Linked DNA regions of Mus musculus: all the other regions are linked to region 1. Evidence: chromatin loops called from intact Hi-C (ENCODE). Cell type or tissue: heart. All regions are shown on one strand.

The links. A loop is a pair of places that touch in the nucleus more often than their neighbours do. Peaks named below come from ENCODE experiments on the same cell type or tissue, not always from the same donor. Only the 100,000 strongest peaks of a DNase experiment are listed, where the experiment ranks them.
Region 2: a loop joins it to region 1, with 2.5 times the contacts of the local background. A loop is called at or near these places in 2 of 42 quality-filtered maps.
Region 3: a loop joins it to region 1, with 10 times the contacts of the local background. A loop is called at or near these places in 3 of 42 quality-filtered maps.

The regions. Positions count from the first base shown.
Region 1 is chr16:37,681,165-37,689,164 of GRCm38, reverse strand. Gm35833 (a long non-coding RNA gene) reads right to left here. Exons shown (of 3, transcript XR_876061.1): 1 at 7,945-8,000; 2 at 5,658-5,857; 3 at 3,867-4,782. Among named protein-coding and RNA genes, the nearest start is that of Gm35833, 4.4 kb to the right of the region's middle. In heart, CTCF peaks have their summits at 781 (motif pointing left), 4,319 (motif pointing left) and 6,372 (motif pointing right); DNase peaks (open chromatin) are centred at 4,274, 4,704, 5,804, 6,384 and 2 weaker places; H3K4me3 peaks cover 2,702 bases; H3K27ac peaks cover 5,551 bases.
Region 2 is chr16:37,751,220-37,759,219 of GRCm38, reverse strand. No RefSeq gene overlaps it. Among named protein-coding and RNA genes, the nearest start is that of Fstl1, 22 kb to the left of the region's middle. In heart, no CTCF peak of the experiment used is centred here; DNase peaks (open chromatin) are centred at 4,499 and 6,169; H3K27ac peaks cover 5,258 bases.
Region 3 is chr16:38,083,721-38,091,720 of GRCm38, reverse strand. Gsk3b (glycogen synthase kinase 3 beta) reads right to left here and starts at 2,720. Exons shown (of 11, transcript NM_019827.7): 1 at 1,108-2,720. The coding sequence starts at 1,195. It overlaps BC031361 (cDNA sequence BC031361), which reads left to right and starts at 2,461. Exons shown (of 1, transcript NR_033221.1): 1 at 2,461-6,657. In heart, a CTCF peak has its summit at 4,016; DNase peaks (open chromatin) are centred at 2,650 and 2,810; H3K4me3 peaks cover 4,520 bases; H3K27ac peaks cover 4,104 bases.

The sequences.
Region 1 (8,000 bases):
GATTCCCCAGATAGTTGAGAGTCAGAGACATGAGGAGTATGAGTTCGAGGCCCGCCAGTGTTACAAAGTTAGTTCAAGGTCAGCCTGGGTAACTTAAGGAGACCCTTCCTCAAAATAAAAACATTTTTAAAGGTCTGAGAGGAGGGAGGAAGGGCTCACAAGCTCCTACCCATACCTGAGGAGTTATTGACTTTCAATAGCTGCTGAGGAAGGAAGAATCAGGTTTCTTTCAGGGTGTGGCCCCTGGTACTGGTGTCTATCCATAGCCTAAACTGGATCTGGTGGGTTTCAGAATAATAAGAGGACATGAAGTAGAGAAGGAGTAAAGGGTAGATCTGGGAGGAGCTGGAAAAGGAGTGTGAAATTAATATGATCAAAAAAGCAACGGCAAATAAAATAAAATAAAATAAGCCGGGCAATGGTGCCGCATGCCTTTAATCCCAGCACTTGGGAGGCAGGTGAATTTCTGAGTTCGAGGCCAGCCTGGTCTACAGAGTGAGTTCCATGACAGCCAGGGCTACACAGAGAAACCCTGTCTCGGAAAAAAAAAATTAAAAAACAAAACAAAACAAAATTCCTTAAAGCAAATGAATATTTGTGCTTATCGGTTTTATTTCTTACTTAGTCAAGTTGACACAAGCTAGGGTCATCTGGAAAGAGGGAACCTCACTTGAGAAAATGCCTTCATTACACTGGCCTGTAGGTAAGTTCAGGGGCACTTTAGTAACTAATGATTGATGTGGGAAGGCCCAGCCCACCGTGGGTGGTGCCACCTCTTGGTAGTCCTGGGTTCTGCAAGAAACCAAGCTAAGGAAGTGAAGAGATAGTCTGGCAGTTAAGAAAGCTCTTAAAAGCTATTCTCTCAAAGAACCTTGGTTCAAATCCTGGCACCCACAGGACAGCTAATGACCATCACTAACTCCAGTTTCTTTAAGTATTGTATATGTGTGACTGCAGCCTGTGCAGGTGAAGAGTCCATACACATGAAGTAAAAATAAATATTTTTTTTCCTAAAAAAGAAAGGAGGCTGAACAAGCCATGGAAAGCAACCCAATAAACAGTACCCCTCCATGGTCTCTGCTTCACTTCCTGCCTCCAGGTTCCTTCCTTCTGGCTGAAGCCCTTTCCTCCCCAAGCTGCCTTTGGTCTTGGTGTCTGTCACAGCTGTAGAAACCTAGCAAGGACCATGTTTAAAATCAAAACACAAGGCTAGAAAGAATGACAAAGAATAGGGCTTATCAAAACCCCAGAGATGTCTCGTATTTTCCTCTCACAGACAATGAAATCAAGACTGGGAAGAAGTCCAGGGTCAGACAGCTAAGCTCAGGGAGAGCCAAGACCAGAGAAAAGCCTCTTCAAAACTGTTCTCCTGGCTGTAGGAAAGTCAGCCCCTAAGCATGCAGTCTGTCTGTCTGTCTGTCTGTCTGTCTGCCTGCCTCTGCAAGCCCTTTGTAGCCTCTCCCCTCTGCTCCGCTGCAGCTTCGTTTCTGTTCCGTACCTCCAGCCGACTCCTGTGAAAATGGATCTCATTTGAAGTTACATCAATACCACAGGATCGGTGACCCTGTGAGAGAGGCCCAGAGATGAGCTGGGGACGGTTTGTGTGGAAAAGTGAGAGTCTTAGTCATCAGTCTGAACACCGGAAGTGGAGGGGTTCTGTAAGAAAGAGCTAAGTACAAGCTCGTGAAACAAATGATACAGAGGTAGCTCAGAGAGCACGTGAGCTGGCGGTGGTGGGCGAGCACATTCTTCCTCTGCCTGTTGTTCCATCTCCAGATGTTGCCTTCTGGGTTCTTTTGCTTTCCAGTCTAGACAGGACCCTGGGAGCTTGCTGCGGTCATGCCTTCTCCTCCCAACCCCGCCTGCCTCTCCCTCCATCCCCGCTCTGTGAGAGATTACCTTCAGTGTTTCAGAACACGATTCTATTCTTTAATAAATGCCGGCAGAGGCAAGACAGTGCCGGGCCACGCTCTAACCTAGATGGTAGCCTCACTGTTAATCTTTATAACATACCGCACCTGCTCCCCCGCCCCCCGGCTCTCCCACCCCCACCCCCCGACAGTTTTGCTTATGTCTTCTGGTTTTTACTGATTAGAGGTGGGAAATGGTAGCCCTTCAAGGTTTCCACTTGGAAGTCGCTGATAAAGATTTAGCCATAATGAGCCCCCTTGCCCGACCTATACTTGCCCAGACCCCATAATTTTAGAAACATATCTTATCCACTCGCCTGCTTGATTACATCTTTCCCCAGCTGCTCCACTACTTGACCACAGTGCTCCTGTCTCCACGGAGCCCCTTCCCCATCTCTTTTCTTAGAGACCCGCCTCTCTTCCCTACCTAAGGAGCATTTCCGTCTTTGAATTTGAAACAGCATTTGAAACAGCTGTACAAGGACACAATGTTTAATTTAGGAGCTGAGTCTGTAGGAAGGGGTTCTTTGTTAGTTTCCAGAGTGATGCAAAGCTTAATTTAGAATGCAATGTAACTTTCATTGTTGTTCTTCTGGAAGTCAGAGCGATTATGGATTGTGCTGCAGAGGCAGCCTGCCTGATGATGCTCCTATTTGGCAGTACTGGGGGGAGGGAGGAGTTGTGGCAGTTTCATCTTTTATTCTCCTTCAGAGATACTGGAGAGGTGTGCAATGGGAGCATTTATATTCAGGGCAGACCTGTCTCATTCAGTCTTTGTAGCCGGCCAAGGCCCTGCAAAGGGTGCTGTTAATGCTGGATTGAGTCACATTGACTGTTTGCCCTCTACCTCCTACCTGGATCTTACACGTAGCCCTATTAGCATCTGGAACTAGGAAATGAGAGAGAGCAGCCGCCTAGTACTAGCAAGGCAAGGACTTAGACAAGACCTCAGCTTCCTTCCGTTCTTGGCTCCTGGAGAAAGCTAGCATGGCTAACTCGAAGGGTATCATGCCCTATCCAATCTAATTAGTTTCTTCCTCTCAGGGACTCATGTGACTATTAGTGGAATGGGAGGTGGGGCCATGGGATTAGGAGGGCCATCAATTAGGAGAGCCATCAATTAGGAGGCTACAATAGTCACACCACCACAGCATCAGATTTGAGAGAGAGCATGCCTCCTCAGTGCCTCTTTGAGCTTCAGGCCAAGCAGCTTCTGCTAGTTGACTGGCATACAATCTTCCGGCATTTTACAAACATGCTTAGCCATGTTTTCTAGATTCCCTAGGGTCTAAAAGCCCAGGAAGAGAATGTAATCTCTATTTTCTTCAAAGATACACACACACACACACACACACACACACACACACACACACAAGTAATTGCAAGTTTGAAGAGAAATACAAGGTTCCCCAAGAGAAATGTTCTGTAAATAAAGGTAGGTACTTGGCCTGGGGTGTGGTACATGCCTTTAATCCTAGCACTTAGGAGAAGGCAGAAAAATCAGAAATGCAAGGATAGCCTTGGATACACAGTGAGTTCAAGCCAACCTGGGCTATATGAGGCCTTATCTCAAAACAAATGAAAAGGAAAAAGTTCTGGCCCCCCCACACCCAGAGAACCTGAACCTCACAGATCAAGGGAGAGTTAGGCAGAGAGCAAAACTGCTTTTCCACTTCTTATCTGGATCACAGCAGTCCCTAACTCTAAAAATTCCATTGTGCTCTGGAACTGTTCAGGAGACTGTTGTTCAAAAATCAGAAACCCCACAACTGGAGTTATCCGCTTTAAGCTGACAGTGCCTTCTCTAAAATACCCAGGAGACCCAGTCCTGGAAGTTAAGAGACAGACCGAAGTCACTGTGGGGTAGCAAAGGGCCGCTTATGCAAAGACAAGGACTTGAAAGATGCGACCTCACGGCCACGTGGTGGCGGACTTCGCCATTTTTGCTTACCAGCGTGTTTTAGATTTTATTCAAAGTGCGGGGCTTTGATGTATTTGTCTGGGGGTGGGCTCACCCCCTTGCATTTTTCGTAGGTTTTACTAGTGACTCGAGGATAGTGAAGAGAAACAAGAAAGAAACTTAGACACAAGAAAGTCAGGAAGACAAAAGAAAGGCACGGAGCCCACAAGAGCCTGGGAAACCGATGAGAGACTTAGGAGGAGGGGGCGGGGGATTTGAGTCTACAGACTCCGGAAAACCTATTAAGGCGTCCTGGGAGAAGGTCGCTGGGTCCTTCAGGGTGGGAATCAGGCTGTCCGGGTTGAAGCCTCTCGGGATTAAGAGCTGAAGAGAAACCACAAAGGTTCATTGTTTTATTTGTGCCTTGACTTGGCTCCTGACCATCGGATCGCTGGAGTTCTGATAAACGTCCTGAGCTCCCCCTACTGGCTGCCCTGAAGAACGTTACCATCTGGATCCCAAGAGAAATAGGATTACGTAACCCCAGCTTTGACCACTTAAGACTTTTATTTTCTTTCCCAAGGTCTTGGCTTTTCCAAATCCTGCTGCCTAATGCCAGAGCTTAAATGCCCTGACTGATTGCCAAGGTCCCAAGGCCCAGAGGAGGCAGTTATGAAGGGGCCATGCTAATGGGAGGGCATGCAGGAGGGTAGCCGAACAGACTTTTTTTTTTTTTTTTTAATATGTGTCACGCAAATAAAAGTGCTGCAAAAATTCCTAAAAAGGGGGACTTTTTCTGAACTTTCATCTTCTTGCCTCAAATGTGACGCTGGCATTAAACAAGGCCTCTTTGCTTAGGGGGCGGGCCTGCCGGGTCTAGATAGGAAGCCATCCAAAATAAGCCATCCAACTCCATAGCAGCGAAGACGCACCCGGCTCTCCTTTCCTTCCCTCTCCCCTCGGTCTTAAGCTCTGCAAAAGACAGGAAGAACTGAGAACAGCAAGAGCAGAATGTTCTCTGAAAGACAGAAGAAAAAATCTCTCTCTCTCTCTCTCTCTCTCTCTCTCTCTCTCTCTCTCTCTCTCTCCCTCTCCCTCTCCCCCCTCTCTCTCTCTCTGTGTGTGTGTGTGTGTGTCTGTCTGTCTCTCCTCCCTCCTTTCCTCCCTTCCTTCTTCCCTCTCCTCATTATCTCTTCCTTTCTCTCCCCTCCCCCTCTTTGTCTCTGTCTCCCCCTCCTTCCCGGCCTCTCCCCCTCTTCTCTCGTCTCCTCTCCTTAAGGTTGATATTAAACAAGGTAGAAGCCCTGTCCTTCCTAAAGGACACAAAGGCTAGCCTTCTGTATGAGAAATGCCAAGTCCAGAGGCAGCGGTTGAGGGAGAGACAAAGAAGGACCTCCAGCGTTGAAGCAACAGGAACAGAATATAGGAGCTAGCAGCTGTTGACTGGAGCAGCCACACCCGTGGGGAGTGGTCCTGGGTTAGCAAGGGAGACCCCTGGGCAATAGGCAGAGGGTATGAGCATCACGTGAAGGAGGGGCAGATTTTCAGATGTGTGACTAGGATGCTTGTTCCCCCCGAATGGACCGTCTTATGCCCCCTCCCCTTCTCTTCAAAACCTCCTCTTCACAAATTAGCAATTTACCGGGAGAGGCACAGTGGCAGAGGCCAGCCTGGTCTGCAAAGTGAGAACCAGTCTCAAAACAAAACAAGCAACTTTCCTTTCATAAAAGAGCTATGCCTCTTTCAGGGTCCCTAAATGTCCCTAAAACATTGTTCAGGGTGGTAGCATGAGGTTATTTTCAAAGGCTCTGGGCAAACATCCAAAGGATTCCTTTTCTTTTGTTAACCTGAAGGCAAACCACCATTGGTTCACAGCCTTGCAGGGAGCAGTGCAGCTCTCCGGAAATGGCCACTTGCTCTTTCGTTCCCTCAGGACGAGGTAGCCGCCTTTCCTTTGTCCTTCTGCCAACCTCCACGTTTTCCTCTCACCATCCAGCTGGTTGACACTGGCTCCTCTTCTTTCCAGGGCTGACTTTGTGCTCTGGGTCTGCTTGCAGGGTGTTGATGTAGGAGGAGAAAAAAAAGAAAAGTGTTGTCATGTGTTCGTGGGATCCCAACACATCTGACACTCTGCAGGGATCTGGCTAAGCTAAGCGCATATTCCACAGAAGTCAAGGGGACCCTTTATTCTATCTGCAAGACACCTTTGCAAAATTCCTGGCAAATTGACAGCCTCCAAATTATACCTCCCGTTTTGAATAGCCCTTGCTTATTGTCACCGTAGAAGAGGATTTGGGGGACTTGTGAGTCCATGGGAGCAGAATGGCCTTGACAGACACTGCAAAATACAAATAATATTTATTGCCAATGAAAGATTCACAACCGAAACTAGTCAAGCTCTGCTTCGGTTGAAAGGGGGTAAAAAACAGGCAAAAGATAAATGCTCTGAGCAAGATGAAATGTCTGTGTTGCAATAGCTGAATGGATTGTAACATTTTCTAACTTGTTAGTCATAAGGTAGAAGAAACCTACTCAACTGCCCCTGCTATGGATGCCTGCCGATCATGGCCAGCAGGGGGCAGGTTTCAGTCAGAGATGGGAAATTATGGAGCGCACAGCCCTGTTCCAAGCTTGTAGACTGTTTATTTGGTACTATAAATTTCCCCTCTCAGTGTCTGCTTCACACACCACCCCCAGGAACCATAATCCAAGGTTCTTCATAGGTTCAGGGAGATGATCGTTCAAGTAACCAGGTCCTTGACATAAAATTGTCTCTATATATTAAGAGCTTGGTAAAAAAACAAAAAGGGTGGTTCTGTATTCCCCCCTCCCCCCACTGGGTGCCGCAAGCTGCTGTTACAGTCACTGCAGTGGTTTGTCTCCTGGGTCTAACAATGCCACCCAAAGCCTGTATGTTTGAGCTGGAGTGTTTGACTCAGAAATGGTAGCACCAGTGTTACAGACCCAGTGGACACCTCTTGTGTCGTTCCCTTTGGAAAAATCCTGGGACTGGAGAGAAAGCAAATGTTTCCTTAAGGTCTGGGCCAGCCTCATGCTTCAATCCTAGGTATATATGCTGGAGAACTAAAACTAAAACAAAAACATGTCCACCCAAATATCTCTACACACAGATGTTCACGGCACCATTGTTCATCATGACCCCAAAGCAGAAATATCCCATCTGTCCCTTGGCCAGTTGCTTATCAGGACAGTGAATGCCTCAGTCACAAAAATGGAGTATTGAGCTGTTAACAAGGATGACCCTTTAACTCTTTAAGCTAATTGAAAGAAGCGAATTGAGACATGTTGTATTGTGTGATTCCATTTATACTTCATAGAAACAGAAACTAAATGTGTGGGTGTCCGGTGCTTGAGGAAGGGAGAGGGAGACATGGGGAGGAACTTAATGAGAAGCAGACTTCTTTCGGGGATGCTGACAATGAAATGACAAAGTGTTGATGCTCGTGAATGTATTAAAAATGGCTGGATTATGCTGTTTAAGAAAGAGAATTCTCCATATAAAAATATTATTTCAGAGCCGGGCATGGTGGCGCATGCCTTTAATCCCAGCACTCGGGAGGCAGAGGCAGGTGGATTTCTGAGTTCGAGGCCAGCCTGGTCTACAGAGTGAGTTCCAGGACAGCCAGGCCTACACAGAGAAACCCTGTCTCGAAAGACACACACACACACACACACACACACACACACACACACACACACACACAATTTCAGGAAATTAGTAACTTAAAAGAAATGTTTGAACCATAACAGACATTACAGGAGGGAACTCAGAGGAGAAAGCAAGGAGACTACAGAGAGGATATTTGGTGTGGTGGTTTGAATGAGAATGGCCCCCATAGTGTCATATGTGTACACAACTGGTCCCCAGTTGGTGAACTGTCTGGAAAGGATTGGAAGGTGTGGCCTGTGGGAGGAGGTGTGTCATTTGGGGTTGGCCTTGAGGTTTCAAAAGCTTATAACAGATCTAGTCTCTCCCTCTCCCTCTCCCTCTCCCTCTCCCTCTCCCTCTCCCTCTCCCTCTCCCTCTCCCCTTCCCCTTCCCCTTTGCCTTCTGTTTGCTTTACAAAGCTCTCAGCTACTTCTCCAGCACCACCACACCTGCCTGCCTCTGACCTCGTTCCCTGCCATGATGATAATAGACAAACCCTGTAAAGCTGTAACCAAGTCTT
Region 2 (8,000 bases), 70 kb before region 1:
TCCTTCAATTCAAGTCGATTTGCTTTTATTTACATATCCAGACACCCCAGTTGTCAGGCTCTGGGCTAGCACAGAGTAGGAGAATGACAGCAGGGATCTAACTGTAGGTTGTAAACAGAAAAGCTACAGATAACACAGTAGCAGTGAAGGACTGGAAGAATACCAAAGGCCAGGTATGAACATTTATGGCAGCAATGCTGACCGGGAACTTTAGTGTATGTGAACTTCTTACTTGTTCTTGTTTCTAAATCTAAATCACAGTGTCTTAGGGATCAGTGAGATTTTAGGAGGACCCAATTAGATTAAGACATATGAAAGTTATAATGCCATAATATATCATAATAATAGGATTTTATGCCTTAGGGGCATTGGATTTTGATAACTAAAATTCAAGATTTGGCACCTGTGCTGTCCAGTTTTATGTCAACTTGAAATAAGATTAGAGTCATTTGGGAAGAGGGAACCCCAACTGAGAAAATATCCTGGCCAGAATGGCCTGTGGACAAGACTGTGGTACATATGCTTAATTAGTAATTGATGTGGTGGACCCAGTCTGTTGTGGGTGGTGTCACTCCTGGACAAGTGGTCTTGGGGTATATAAGAAAACAGGCTGAGCAAACTTTGGGGAGGAAGCCAGTAATTAGCATTCCTCTATGGCCTGTGCCGTAGTTCCCGCCTCCAGATTCCTGCCCTGACTTCTGTCAGTGATGGATGTGGCATGGAACTGCATAAAGAAATAGATCATTTTCTCTCCAAGTTACACTGGTCACGGTGTTTTATCATAGCAATAGAAACACTGAATAAGTCAGGAATGATGTCCATATCTTTATTTTCTTGTGGAAATCATAATGGTTTGAAGTGTGTCCTTTTGACATTCACACTGAAGCTCTGACCCTCATGTACCTCAGAATGTGACTACATTTGTCTTAGAGAAGCAGCCAAGCTAAAATGAAATTGTCGGGGTTCTAACTCAATTTAACGTGTCCCTGGTTCTAAGGGGACATTTGGACATGTAGAGACACCAAAATGTATGCCTGTAGAGAAAGGGCCAGGCAAGGACACAGTGGGAGGATTGTGGCCTCAGAGGGAGCTCAGTCTGCTGCTGACCCCTTTATTTTGGACTTCCAGGAAATTTTTGTTGTTAAAGCTGCCAAGCCTGCTGCATTTTGTTATAGTTTAGGCCTACCAAACTCTTGCAAAGGTTATTTTTAAACCCACACACTAGGAATGGACTTCACTGTTATTTATACTGTAGGATGGAAAGCTCTAGAAGGTTTGCAGTTTCAGGGCTGTCCAGTGTATTTGCCATAGTTTCTGGGAAGACACGGGATAGTAGCTAAGGCTTTTCACTTGGAGATGTGGTTTGATACAACAGGAAGAACACAGGCTTTGTATTCAAATTTAGGTCTGCCATGCAGAAGATATGTTGTGGTTGTAAGGGCCTTGCTATCTCTGAACCCCAGTTTGCTCAGTTATGTGACACAGATTAGTTAGCTGTACAAGACATGAATATACATCATCTCAGGTTACATGTATAAAGTCCCTGCTCTGGGCCTGGCACATAATAGCAGGTATAAACACAATTCTCTTATTATTTCTGTGGAGTAATATCTTGACCTTATGTCCTTCAAAAAGCTGAAGTGTCAGCTTCTTTTCTGTGTTCAAGGTAAGGAAGCTGTTTTAAAAATAGTTTTTTAGCCTCATGTAATGAGACTCCAGTATCTTGGTGGTGACAGGGGCAAACATTCAGTATTCACAATGGTTGTTAACTAGAAGTGTTCTCCAAAGACTGTCAGTGGCTGAGATTACAGTGTCAACATTCTTTGTCCTCCAAACTGTTCCCAGCTTCTATTTTAGTCCATTCAGGGAACCCTAGCTGTCTCACACATGCTCTCTACAGGGACCTTTAAAAAACAAACAAGTGTATTTTACTGTTTTCTAAAATGCCAATGACACGTGTGTATGTGTGCGCATATGTGTATATGTATGTGTGTGTGTCTGTGAATCTGTATGTGTGCATGCACATGCGTGTGTGTGTGTGTGTGTGTGTGTGTGTGTGTGTGTGTGTGTGTGATTTTTAAATCAAGGAATCACCAGATGCTCCAGATTAAAAGAAATAATACACAATGAATTTGGTCATCTGGCCACTGCTGTCCTAGGGAAGGCGTCCGAATGATAGTGATGGACAGCTGGGTGGCAGAAAGACTGAGGAGTGAGACAGTGAGGTACACACAGCAAAATGGATGAAGAAGAGCCAGGTCTGGGCAAGCTATGTCAGGGATGGATTTTTAGAGAAAGAAAGAAGGTCCTGAAGAGGGTGAGATTAAATCGCAGATGAGATAAGTGTCATCGAAGAGATAGGAGGGACCAGCTCTTGGGGCCCACATAGGCAGCAGGTCACCTAGGGCCAGGGGGATTGGGAACTCTTACTTGGGGCAGGCAAGGGGGACAAGAGTTAGGATATTTAGGTCAGTTTAGAGGAGGGGGGAGGGGTCAAGTTAAGCTGTTCCTGTCTGGTAAACTATTTTTATGGGAAGGAATGTTGGGATGGAGGGGCAGGCTAGAGAGGAGGATGAAGAGATTACACATGGTAAGATGGAGGGACAGGCTAGAGAAGACGATGGAGGAGGCTACATGGATCAGACAGTGAGTAGGGTCATTAAGGGGGACCGGTGAAGTCATGGCAGGTCAGGGCTGAGGGCCTGGCTGAGGTTGAAAGAAAATGGGTATATAGGGACAATTTATGTTACTAAAGGTTTTGTTTTGTTTTTGAGTAACATAAAGAAGAAGTATTTAAGGTTTTGTTTTGTTTTGTTTTGTTTTAAATGTAGGCAGACAGATCATAAGAACCAGATGACCAGAGAGTTTGCTGTGAGATGGATCTCCTAGTGATATTAGAAGCAACACCTCATAAAGGCTCATTAACATGACTGCCCAAACATGAGCTGAGCAAGGAGGACAGCAATGGACGTGTCAAAGTGGACAGGGACAAGCCCACGAGTCCTCAACCCAACACAAAGAACTGAGGAAAGCTAGGACTGAGAGAGGAGATCTTCCCCGGGGAAGAGTACAGCAGCTGTTGTCCAGTGGCAAATGCTCAGCTCTGAAAATATACACACAAGTAACATTACACAGACTCAACAGGTTATATTTAGGAATATATGTGTATATACACATACATACATACATACATACATACATACATACATACATGCAATAACAATTAGCGAAAAAGAAGCCATGAATTTGGAGAGTGGGGAGGGGTATATGGGAAGGCTTGGTGGGAGGAAAAGGATGGGAGAGATGTTGTAATTATAATCTCAAAAATTAAATTAAAAAAATAGGTTTCGAGGATGATTCAGCAGTTTACAGTGCTTGTTCTCGATGCAGATCTGGGTTTGGTTCTCAGCACCTTCACGGTGGCACATAACCATTTGAAACTACAGTTCCAGCGGATCTAACACTCTGTTCTGGCCTATGCAGGCACCAGGCATGCACACGGTGCACAGATACACATGCAGGTAAAACACTCATACATATAAAATAAAAAACAAACAAACAAACAGAATCCTATGATGCAAATGAACTTGGTTAAATCATAAGATGATCACCAAGGGAGTTCACTAAAAGAACAGCGTAGAGCCGGACACAGTGGTGTATGTCCTTAATCCCAGCACTCTGTAGGCAGAGGTGGATGGATCTTTGTTAATTCCAGGTCAGCCAGGAATACATAATGAGACCCTGAAAAAGAGGAAAGAAAAAAGAGTAAAAAGAGATTTCATATATATTTTATATTTTCATATTTTATATATATACACACACATACATATATATACATACACACACACACATACATATATTTATCTGATATATATCTATATCAGATAAGCAATAATGGGAATGCTTTTCAAAGCAACATTCTCCCTGAACAAAGAAAGCTTGGGGACTTCACTGGGTGTCTGTACAAACTCAGACACATTTTGAACCATGCCTAGCTCAAGGTCATGGACAGGAACACAACCATGGTCCCCTGGAATACTTTGTTCAAGCTTGTTATAAAGATGGCAGACACGAATGCCTCTGAACTTGTTCAGTTTTCTCCAAAATATTTTCGTTGAAATGAAATCAAGGCACACCAAAGGGGTATTAATGAAGGAGTTTCCCAACAAAGGTGTTTTCTTCACTTACTAGTTAGCAGGGCTACTGGCAATGAGGCCCAGCAAAGGATGCTAAATGGGGTCCCCTTAAACATATACCTACTGAAGCCCGTATAAAGAGGGAACCGTCAGTACTGGTCTCATCTGTGTGTACCCAGCTGGCTCACTGTGATGCTGACTGCTGATGTGAAGGGGAGACTGGAAGGCTGTAGGAAGTCCTTCATACTCTGTTCCTGTCAGGGCAACCAACGAAAGCTTCGGGAGATGACCCGTGTTTCTGGTTTCTGTGATTTTCCACACTTCTGAGCTGAAGCTCCCAGTGTCCCCCTGGAGACAGACAGTCCCCAGGCTGGGCTCCATTCAGCGGGGCTTCCCTTCCTGACACCCCTGGATCCAGATAACCCTGGCCTCTCTCTTTTGTTCTTTATCTCTGGAGAGTACAGCTGCTTCCTGAGAATTTCAGTATGAGCCAACTTTCTCCTGGTAACCAAGACCTGCTTATCCAGTTTGCTAAGTTAATGTCTTCCTGAAAAGTCACTGTTATGCCTTCTGGTTTTCTCTTTTTAAAAGTTAAACCCTGATCATAGTGTCTCTTAATTTTCCCAGGGCTGCCACAATCAAATGTCACAAACTGGGTCTTAAACTGCAGGCCTTCCTGCCTCAGCTCTGGAGGCCACAGAAATGAAGGTGCCCCGCAGGGCTGGCTTCTCTGAGACTGTCAGGGAGGAGTATGGCATGGGCTGGCATCTTTGATTTTTGCTGACCGTTTCCTTCCTGGGTTTATATAGACACAGTCTTTATAACTGGGTCTCTCCAAATTTCCCACTTTTGGAAGGACACTGACCATATTGGATTAGCACTCTATTTCAGTTCAAATTCATCACCTCCATAAAATAAGGAAGCATGCTGAGCTAGAGTGACTTGGGTCTTGAACATATAAACATGTAGGGGTGGTTCTGATGCTAAGGTCCTGTTTCCCAATTGGTTCTTGATCTATCAGTAAAGAAGCCATGGGCCAATTGCTGGGCAGAAAAAATGGGTGGGACTTCCAGGCAAGCTGACAAACACAAGGGGAGGAGGGGAGGGGAAGAGGGGAAGGGAGGAGGAGAGGAGGGGAGGGAGCTATGCTTCTGAGGGAGAAAAGGTGACAAGTTATGTGAGTGGCCACAAGCAGCTCCTACAGGCAGGTGGTTGGGGATGTTTAGCTGGGAGTAGATTTAACTGAACAACTAAAGTTGAGGGCAGGTGGCGAGGTGCAGAGCTAAGAGTATTGATAAGGGCACACTTCTCCAGGCAGGAGATAAGTAGTGCCCAGCAATTGTGCCAAAAAGGCAAGTTCAAATTGATCAACTGTGTGTATCCATGTTTTTCATCTGTGGATTCAAGAGAATCTGGGTGTTGCCTGGTAGCAGGGCCCATTCCCGGAGCTTAGGCCAGGTAGCAAAGCTGCACACAACATAAATAGTGGGGGCTGGGAACTGATAGTGAGGACATACTATGTGCCAGTCAGCCTGGTGAACAGCAGTGAGAAAGAACACTGTACTTAAATCACAGTCAGCCTGCTCTTAGGTCCTTCAGCAAGTCACCAAATCGCTTCAAGTTTTGTTTTGTTTTGTTTTGTTTTAAAGCTTCTATGAAATGAACAGAGTAATTCCTATTTTAAAAACCAGACACTATAAAGAAATCTATTTCTCCATCTCTCCTTTCTCTTCCATAGCTCATTCTATTTTTCTTACTTTATTTTAGATGAGAAGGTAGAGTCTGTTTGCTCATAACTCACTCTGGGACCTGAATAAGGGCTGCACTGATCACTGGGAATCCATACTTCCATTCCCAGTTCTCTGCAAATGTTTGCTCTTCTGGATTTCCACCCCCACCCCCACCCCGCCCCAGCCTGCTTTTGCTAACCCTAACTCATTTTTTTTTCTGTCCTTTTGTCACAGTCTGGGTGTGTCTCTGCTACAGACCCCACTTTCCCAAGCAAGTCTCAGCCAAGTTTCCTGCTGTTGGCCACACCCCTGCTTCTTGATGGACAGAGTGCTTTTCCACATACTTCTTTGTTAAGAAAGACTTGTTCCTGGCCTCTGACAAGCTGGGAGTTGCTTAGAATATAAGGGTTTGCCTGTGAGCAGCACCACTAAGTATAGTCACTGGAAAATTCAGCGTTTGGAAACAGAAAAGCATTGCTTAAAGGAGATTTTGAACACCTTCCATCATGTAGGGGTCGCGTGAATGTCCTCCATAAACCTGCATTTTATATTTAGAAAAGAAATAGGTTTGTTTGTTTGTTTTTAAAGTAGGAAGGGAACTTTTAAAAGCAGCGGTTCTTGTTTTGTTTCTTGGTTTTTGGTTTTTGTTTTTGTTTTTTTAGACAGAATGTTGAGACCTCCTGCTTCCTCACTGCTGGAATTACAGGCACAGGCTACTGTCTAGTTCTCCAACTTAACCTGCCTAGGACTCACCTGAGGGTCGTGTTAAGTATGGGTTCTAGTTCCCAGGGTCTCCCACAGCTTGAGATTCTGCCACATTGAGTGGTATCAGATTTTTGAGACCTCAGGATTGATATTCTCCAGCAGAGCTTCACTTAGAACCATCCTGAGGGCTTTAATAGAGAGCTGTGCCTGGCTCCCAGCAGGCAGACCTGCTGATTTAATAGGTCCGAGGTAAAACTTAGACATCACCATCTCTTTTTAAAGCACCCGAGTGATTCTAGAGTGCAGCCTGGACTGGAAGGTGTTGCTCTGGCCCATTCCAGACTTCAGTGTGTATTTGAGGAATCAGGAGGTATTAGATTCCTGGTTCAGCTGAAGCCTGGGATGCTGGACTGTCATGTCAAAGATGCTGTTCAAAGGGCCACACTGACTAGGAGTGGTCTGATTTGGTGTTTCTTAAATTAACTTTGGGACGGTTAATTGCTCGATGTAGGGGCTGTGTTCGAGTTGTGAAATATTTAATAGCATCTCTGACCTTTACCAGTTGCACGCACCCACCATGCCCATTTGGGGCAGGTAAATACGTCTCCAGATATGGTCAGATATCCTGAGTGGTCAGAATAGAGGTGATGGGACAAAGTCACTGTCATTACCATCATCACTTACTATAGCAGTCTAGTCCAACATTCTAATTATACTGGCTAGTTTTTATGTTAACTTGATGCAACCTAAAGTCACCTGAGAGGAGGGAACCTCAATTGAGAAAATGTCCCCGTAATATCTGGCTAGAGGCAAGCCTGTAGGGTGTTTTCTTAATTGGTGATGGGGGAGGGCCCAGACCATTGTGGGTGGGGCTACTCCTGGGCTGGTGGTCCTGTGTTCTACAGGAAAGCAGTCTGAGCAAGTCATGAGGAGCAAGCCAGTAAGCAGCCCTGCTCCCTCCATGGTCTCTGCATCACCTCCTGCTTCCAGGTTCCTTCTCTGCTTGAGTTCCTGCTCTGGCTGCCTTTGATGGTAAAGTATGATATGGAGTATCCAATTTCCTTTTGGTCATAAAGACCTTACTAAGATACTAATTTATTAGAAGTAGAAGTCCAGAAAGTCCAGTGTTGCAATGTTCTCATCTTCTAAGGAGCTCATTACCTCCAGATATTAGAAGCCTGACAAATTACAAAGCTAACCGTTGCCTTAAATAGTTGGTAGATAATTACATCTCTCGAGATGCCTGTATTTGAATTGTCAAGACCTATTGTATCAGTCTCTTTCTCTGTACTGTAATGTGATACCTGAGGCAACTAACTTAAAAAGAGAGAAGATTTTTTTTTTTGATTCACAGCTTGGGAGGTTCTGATTCAGACTAAGGTGGCCCTATTCTTTGGGCCTCTGAAGATGACTGAACATCATAGCAGAA
Region 3 (8,000 bases), 400 kb before region 1:
CCAGAATCTGCAACTATGTTCTAATAAGCTGTCATGAAATACCACATAAACATCTCCACAAATAGATACATTTGAACACTGGATACTCAGTATACCAAACACTTCAAGAACACAAGACTCTTTTTTTTCAGCACAGATTCCCCGGGAAAGACTGACAGATACTGACACATTTTAAATTATCCTAAAAGGGTATCCTCTTGTACTCTTAAAAATAATAATAATAATAATAACAAGTAATAAATGCAATGCCACCTCAAAATTAAACTTAAATGAGGAGTCAGTGACAACACTTAACTTAGTTTGTGGCAAAATGACAATACAACCTCAATCAAAAGTTGAATCTCCTTCCAAGTTACCTTTTGATTAAACAAATTATATGGTGGCAGATTGGTAATGTCAAAACAGGAAGGTTAAGAGATAACACATTAAACCACTTGAAAACAATGCACTTAGAGATGCGACTGCTGCGGGATATTTATCAGCTTCCACCACCCCTAGACGAGTGAGGGATGGATGCTAGCTTGCCTCCAACGGCAATGTGGGTTACCAAGCAAGTTCATCCCCAGATTCAAAAATACTTTGTGTAGTCACACGGGCAAATAGGAAATATTAGGAGGCTGGGGCATTTAATATCTCTATTTTGAATACAGAACCCTGATAACCTGAGCTAACTAAGATAAACTCCCTCATTCCAGAAGACAAGGACTCGGCAAATGTACATCATGGTTTATTAATCAAGCCTTGTCCTCCTCTTCTTTATTCAAAGGGATGGGCAAGCGAACGCTTCTTCCATCGCTTAACCCGGAGGCACTGGAGCACTTGAAAAGACTACCAGCAGCACGGAGAACGTAAGAAAAGAAGTTTCAAATCCAATCAGGCAAATAAAACTAATATTCTCTCAATCCAAGGTTAATGAGGCGGGGGGAGGGGGTACGGGAATGGGAGGAGGAAAAGGAGCCTGCCTCTTCTTGACTCAAGGCTGGTTTTGCCCTTTTCCACGACCACTGACTGTTCTATCAGGTCTGTTAGTGTAAGATCCTGGTATTTCGAGGTTTCTTATCTAAATGGTAAGGTGGAGGAAGGGTGTAAAATAAAATCGATACTCACTGCTAACTTTCATGCTACCAAAAGCTGAAGGCTGCTGCACTGGCTTGCAGCTCTCCGCAAAGGAGGTGGTTCTCGGTCGCCCCGACATGATGGCTCTTCTTGAATCACCTTTTCCTTCCTTAATCCTTTTCTTCCTTTTGTTTTATGTTAGGGTGCTAGGTTAATGATAAATGCAGCATTAAGTTCTCCCGCAAGAAAGAGAAAGAAAGACTTCGTTCTCTTGGCTTTTCACTCCTTTTGTATAGCTATTTAAGAAGAAGGAAAAAAAAAAGGAGCTATGTATTTCTTCAAGACAGATCGGTACGGATATTTAACACATAGATGATTTAGAGCTGGGAGAAAAATACAATTCTTTCACCTCCCTTTCCTGGAAGAGGAGAAAAAGGGTGGAGTGGAATCCTTAAAAATATATATATATCACGTGAACGAGGGCAAATACTTGATTGAAAATAAGTACTCTGAGTATTATATTTTTCCTCGGGGATTTTTTTCCGAGTCAATGAAGAAGGGAAGCGGCGGAAGGATCACGAGCCTCACGCTTGAAGAGAAGGGGGATGGGAAGGAGGGAGGAGATGGCTCGGAGATGCGACGGCAAACGCTGCGGCTCCGGCAGCAGCGGGATCCGGCGGTCTGACGGCGGCGGCGGCCGGGTGAACCGGAGGGCAGCGCAGTCGCGAGTCAGCGGCGGGCGGTGGCGGCGGCTCCTCTCCTCATTGCGCCAGGAGCAGCTGCAGGCGGTGGCTGGATCCAGCGGCCATGGCGGCAGCGGCGGCGGAGGCAGCTCCCTTCAGACCCCAGGCAGCGGCTCCCTGACTGCTCCCCATACGCCGGGGACATGGGAACCAGGCAACCGCTTCCGTCCCTCGGGGTCCCCTCCCCCGTCCGTGGCCCCGGCACGGCCGGCCTCCGCCCCTCGCCTTTGCTCAGCGGCTGCTCGGGAAGTGTCCGCGCTGTGCCCGGAGCCCGAAGCCCTGTCAGCGGCTGCAAGGCCGGCTCCTCCTTGCTGCCTTCCTTCCTTTGTCACTCGGCCCAGGCGGCGGCGACGGCGGCGACACAAGCCCGCATTCGGCCGGGTCGGGGGCTGCTCTGTGCGAGGCGCGCCGTCTGCGCAGCCGCCTAGCCCTTCCCCACTCCCCCTCCCCCTTCCTACTCGTCCTCCGCCTCCTTCCTCCCCCACCCAGCCCTTACACCGCCCAGCGCCCCGCCGCCCGCGTTACAGGCGTCTGGGAATCGCTCGCCGAGCCCGCGCCCGCCAGCTTCGGCTGTAGAGCCGAAACCCAAGCCGGAACCAATCAGAGACGTCGCTTGCTTGCAGCTCCTGCCGGAAAAAGCCGAGCGACCTGGATAACCAATGAGGAGACGCCGCTGGGAGACCACGCCCCAGCAACGAGGAATGCCGAAGGTAGCCGAACAGAAGGGAAGAGGGTTCTCCTTGTCCTGTGGCTGGCTAGAGAGAAGAGTCGACAATAGCGACAGTGGCCAATCAGAGCTGTTGGCCCTCAGGGAAAAGCCTCAAGAGTTAAGGACGGCGAAACTCCCGAGTCGCGGGAGGAACTGCACGGCTGGGCGCCGCGCCCGTTTCCTCATTGGCTGGACAACTCCGCTGGGCGTGTACCTTTCTCGGTGATTGGTGAAGGGAAGGGGGCTTCCGAGGACATCGGGCCAGTCAGAGCCTCCCCTCCCTCTTTGAGGCGGGGAGAAGAAGAAAGCGGAGGGAGGGCACCTATAAAGTGCCATCTCATTGGTCTGCAGCGTCGAGCTGGAGCGCGGGGGGAGGGGAGCTTCGAAAGGGAGAAGGAGGGTGCAGGAGCCCGTGGCGGCGGCCAATAGGCGCTCACTGCTGTGCAATCGCAAGACCTAGCTGCAGTGGGATTGGCCTCGGGTGGTCCCTAAGCGGGCGGACGGGATGAGTGGTCGGCCTGCATCTGCTTTCCGAGCCGACGCTCGTGCTGGCTGTGCAGCCCGGTCCGACAATGCTGCGGTCGGAGGGTCGGGCCCCGAGCGCTCTAGTGGGGCGTGAGGCCGTCCCCATTCCCGGGAGCTCCGCGGGGCGCGGCTTACCAAGTGCGCCCGAGGCTCCCCACCGCGCGTGCTGAGCCTATGAGAACGTCTATTCTCTGAAAGACGTAGGGCGCCGTGGCCGGGGCCGAACCCTCTAGCGCTTAAATGGGAACAAAGCTTCCAGAGAAGGAGAGCCTCTGGGCAGCCGCGCCCGCCCATCGCGGGGGGCCGCTGATCTCGTGGGGGGGGGGGGGGGAGCCCTTTGCAGCAGGCGCACAAGGCCAGACCAGGCCTTCTGGAAACGCCCCCGAGAGATGAGCTCATGCTAGATGAGCGCGGTCCATGGGCGCGACTGTCCAGCGCAAAAGCAGCCCCGAAAACAGGTGAGGGGAAATGTGGTCAGGACAGTACCTCGAATCCTAGGAGGAAGCTCAAGTCAGAATTGCTCGCAGCAGTTTTTAGTGTTATTGGATGATCAGCACACTGCTGCCTAAGTAGGTTTCACATGTAGTCCAGCGTCCATTGTTCTACAAAGGAGACCATTGCCTTGGTCCATCCGAGAGCTGTGTGGCGTGGCTACTACGACTAGAGTAAGTTAGAGTGGACACTGGCAATCCTGACTGTAATCCCGTGATACTTGTAATACCCACCCGCATAGTCATCTCTTTCTGTTGAGATGCTATCTCCAGAAAGCACATGTAAAAGTACACGTACTTGATCAGATTGCTTAGCTATTGCTTTAAAATCTGATGAGGGACTTGGGACAGAACAAAGTAAGCTTTGAAGGGAGCCAGTAAAGGTCTGGATAGTGTTTGCAGACTCAGATGTCTGTAGAGGCCTGGCAAATAAAGCGAATGACACCGGCCTGGTGGAAGACAATAGGAATGTTAGATGATGTGGAAACGGGAGTTCCATCCATGCCCTTAAGGGGGTCCACCATTAAAATAATCGTATTCTCCTTTTTTTTTTTTTTTAATTACCAAAACCATAACGTTGAAGTTTTATGTGTGATCTCTAAATCTGACGTGTTGGCAACCGATATGCCGAAACCACGTAGACCAACAAAGTAAAAAATCCCAGGAAAATGTGCCCGACAGGCAGCCAATTTGTAATCTCATTCCTTATCGGAGACTTTATGCCTCAAGTGCAGAAGAGACTCTTGTTCTTCACAATTAAAATCGTCTATAAGGTAGCCCGATGCCATGGGGGAGGGTAAAGAATCTTAAAAGCAGCCGCCTTGCTTGGCAACTTTGTCATTTGAATGGTGCCTCTCCATGCTATTATGAAAGACCTTTGCCACTGTTCCTAAACTGCTGTGGTGCAGAACTTTAAATCCTCCCTACCTAATTATACCAGCAGGAAGGTAAATAACAAGGGTTTAGTTTGCAGAAACTGGCAACGTGGCTATTCTTGTATATAAAACTAGTTCAAAAATAGCCTACCTTAGGGTTTTGATTAGTAACTTTTTTGTTGCCTTCAGATATTTTTAACTCAATTGAAAAAAATCTTTTCATAGGAAAAAAATACATATTTCAGTCCACAAATAGGACTTGGAGAAGGAAAAGTTTATTTAATAAAACACAGAACAGCCAGCCAGGTGTGGTGGGGCACACACTCTTTTAATCCCAGTACTGCAGAGGCAGATGAATCACTGAGTTCAAGACCAGCCTGATCTACATGAGTTTCAGGTGGGGGTCGGCCATATGGACCCCACAGACATACTGAAACTTAACAGTCAGTACTGGTTTTCTGACTTTGAAAACCTCTCATTTTGCCTTCCTACATGGTGAGGACTACTGGGAAAAGTATTAGTGCGCCTTGAAAGTTAACTCATTTTTGCAAGACCCACAAAGTTAAGGCAGCAGAACCGGGGTTCACATCCCTTGTTCTTTGCCTCTACTCCACAATTCTCTCTTGGTACAGTCCCCACATCCCCCAGATTCTGCTAAAGTGCTAGCTGTAGAAGCCTGACTACCTAAATTCAGTCTGCAGAATGCACCTAAAGGCCAAGGAGAGGGCCAAATCCATTAACTTGTCTTCTGGCCTCCACGTCTGTACATCATGGCACATACCAGTCACACAATAATAGTAAAAGGCAGATAGCTTACTCACCCAAGAGTTCCCCCGTTTGGCTAGACTGATTGGCCAGTGAGCTCTAAGAATCTACCTGTCTCTGTCCCCCAATTTTGGAGTGGTAAGCACCCCAGCTTTTATGTGGGTTCTAGAAATCTAGACCCTGGTCCTCACACTTTAACCACTGAGACATATCCCCAATCCTAGAATACCTACTTTTATTTATATTGTTTTAATTGAATGGCTATAGGGTGTTTCTTCTGTATGTATATCTATGTTTGGTACCTACAGAGGCATCAGATCCTCTGGAACTGTAGTTGCTGACAGTTGTAAGCTGTCATGGGGATGCTGGAATTGAACCTGGATCCTATGAAAGAACAGCCAGTGTTCTTAACCACTGAGCTATCTCTCCAGGCCCGAGAATATACAATTGGCTGTTTGAGAGCTGGCAGAGTGGCCTGTCAGGCAAAAGTACCTGCTGCCTAACCTGACGACATGACTTGCATGCTCAGAACCGACATGGTAAAAGGACAGACTCAGCCCATGCAAGTTCAAGAACAAGCCCACACGTGGACACACAACAACAACAGCAACAATTGTAAATGTAATTTTTAAAACCTGCCATTTGAGTTGCTGACTTGATTTTCATTTAAAAAAAAGTAGTTAATAAATTTTGGCTTGGGGTTAGGGTAGGCTTCCTAACGATTTCTGAAATGACCTTCATTGTATTTTTGCAATTTTGTACATCTATGCATAGTGACTATGGTGGTTTGAGCTCATATATTTGAACTCCAGTTGTCAGGGAGTGGCTCTACTTAGAAGGATTAAGAGGTGTGGCCTTGTTGGAGAAAGTGAGTTACTGGGGGTGGTCTCTAAGGGTTCAGCAGCCCAAGCTAGGCCCAGTGAGTCTCTCCCTACCACCCATGGATAAGGATGTAGAACTCTCAGCTACCTCTCCAGCTCCATGTCTGCCCTGCTCCCCACCACGATGAGAATGCACCAAACCTCTGAAACTGTACACCAGCCCCGATTAAATGCTTTCCTTTATAAGAGTTGTCATGGTCATGGTGTCTCTTCACAACAATAGAACAGTGACTAAGACAGTGACATTCTCCACATTGATGATTATAAAATCAGTATGTCATTCAGCTGGAAAATGTTGAAGATGTTCTGCATCATGCAGCATTAAATACTCCACCAAGATTTAATTCTTGATACTTGTTTATTTCATTAATAATTAATATATAATGAGGAATGCACTACTGAAAGTCAAAGGACAATTTGCAGGTATTTGTCTGTCCTTCTCCACTCTTGGCAGTAAGCACCTTTACCCTGAGCCTTTACCTCACCAGTCTCAAGACTTAATTCTTTATGTAAAAATAAACAGACCCGGCTGTGTCATTCATATGCAGATTTTCTTTTTTAATAAAGGATAAAACTATATGTAAACTGCAAATAAATGTCTTTATCATCAGTAAATGTTTGGTTTGTCTGTCTGTATTACATAACCGTATACCTGGGGTCATGTTGAGATTTCTTAGTCAAAAATGGATTGCAAGCAAAACAAGCTTAAGCAGCCCTGATCAAAAGGACACAGCTGAGAAGATTTTCAAATCTGTAGCCTTCATGTCCTTTCCCTGGCAATGTTCTTTTAGAAAGTTAGCTCATGTCCATTTGATGACCATGTAGCCAGCTCTCAGCATCTCTGTAGCATACTATGCTAAGCAATCAAATACAGAAGTATGAAGGTAACCGAAAGCCATGCCGACATGACGTCTGTCGCAGCCTAAGGGAGCTCTCATGCAGTGATAGAGCAAGCACAGAGTATTGAGAGGGTCCCAGAGGTTTGTCTCCAACTTGTAATTAAAACTTGTAGTTGCTGGGCGTTGGTGGTGCACGCCTATAATCCCAGCACTCAGAGGGCAAAGGCAGGCAGATTTCTGAGTTCAAGGCCAACCTGGTCTACAGAGTGAGTTCCAGGACAGCCAGGTCTACACAGAAACCCTGTCTCGAAACACACACACACACACACCCAAAAAAAAAAAAAAAAAAAAAACCTAGTAGTTACTATTAGCTTGCTCGAACTCTCAACAGGGTCTCACTTCACTACATAGCCCTGGCTATCCTGGAACTTGATATGAGACCAAGCTGGCTAGCCTCAAGGTCACAGAGATCGGCTGCCTCTGCTTCCTAACTGCTACAAGTGGTATGCACCACCACCATACCAGCCTATGTTTACCTTAAGAAGTGACGGGGGGGGGGGGGGATTATGTATGTGTGTATATATATATACACGTGTGTGTGTGTATGTGTGTGTATTTCTAATGATTAACTGGTAGATACTAGTACCCTGATTGCTTAGTCTAAAGAACATGTGTTATTGATTCATAATACAACTATTCTCAGGTTAGAACAAATCCACAATCTCGGAGGAATTTTCAAGCCAGTGTCTCAGGGTTTGTTTTAGGATTTGTTTGTTTGTTTTTTGTTTTGTTTTGTTTTTGTTTTTTCGAGACAGGGTTTCTCTGTGTAGCCCTGGCTGTCCTGGAACTCACTTTGTAGACCAGGCTGGCCTCGAACTCAGAAATCTGCCTGTCTCTGCCTCCCGAGTGCTGGGATTAAAGGCGTGCGCCACCACGCCCGGCTTGTTTGTTTGTTTTAACTTGACTTTCACAGCTTGTTAAAATGATTTCTGTGAATTGCCTATGAGGCAGAGATTGTGCTCATGGATCGAGAGCCCACGATGCCAAAGAAGACACCAACTTTCGGTAAGAAACACCGTGTTAGTTATCAGCAAAAACTAATGATCAAAAATAGCA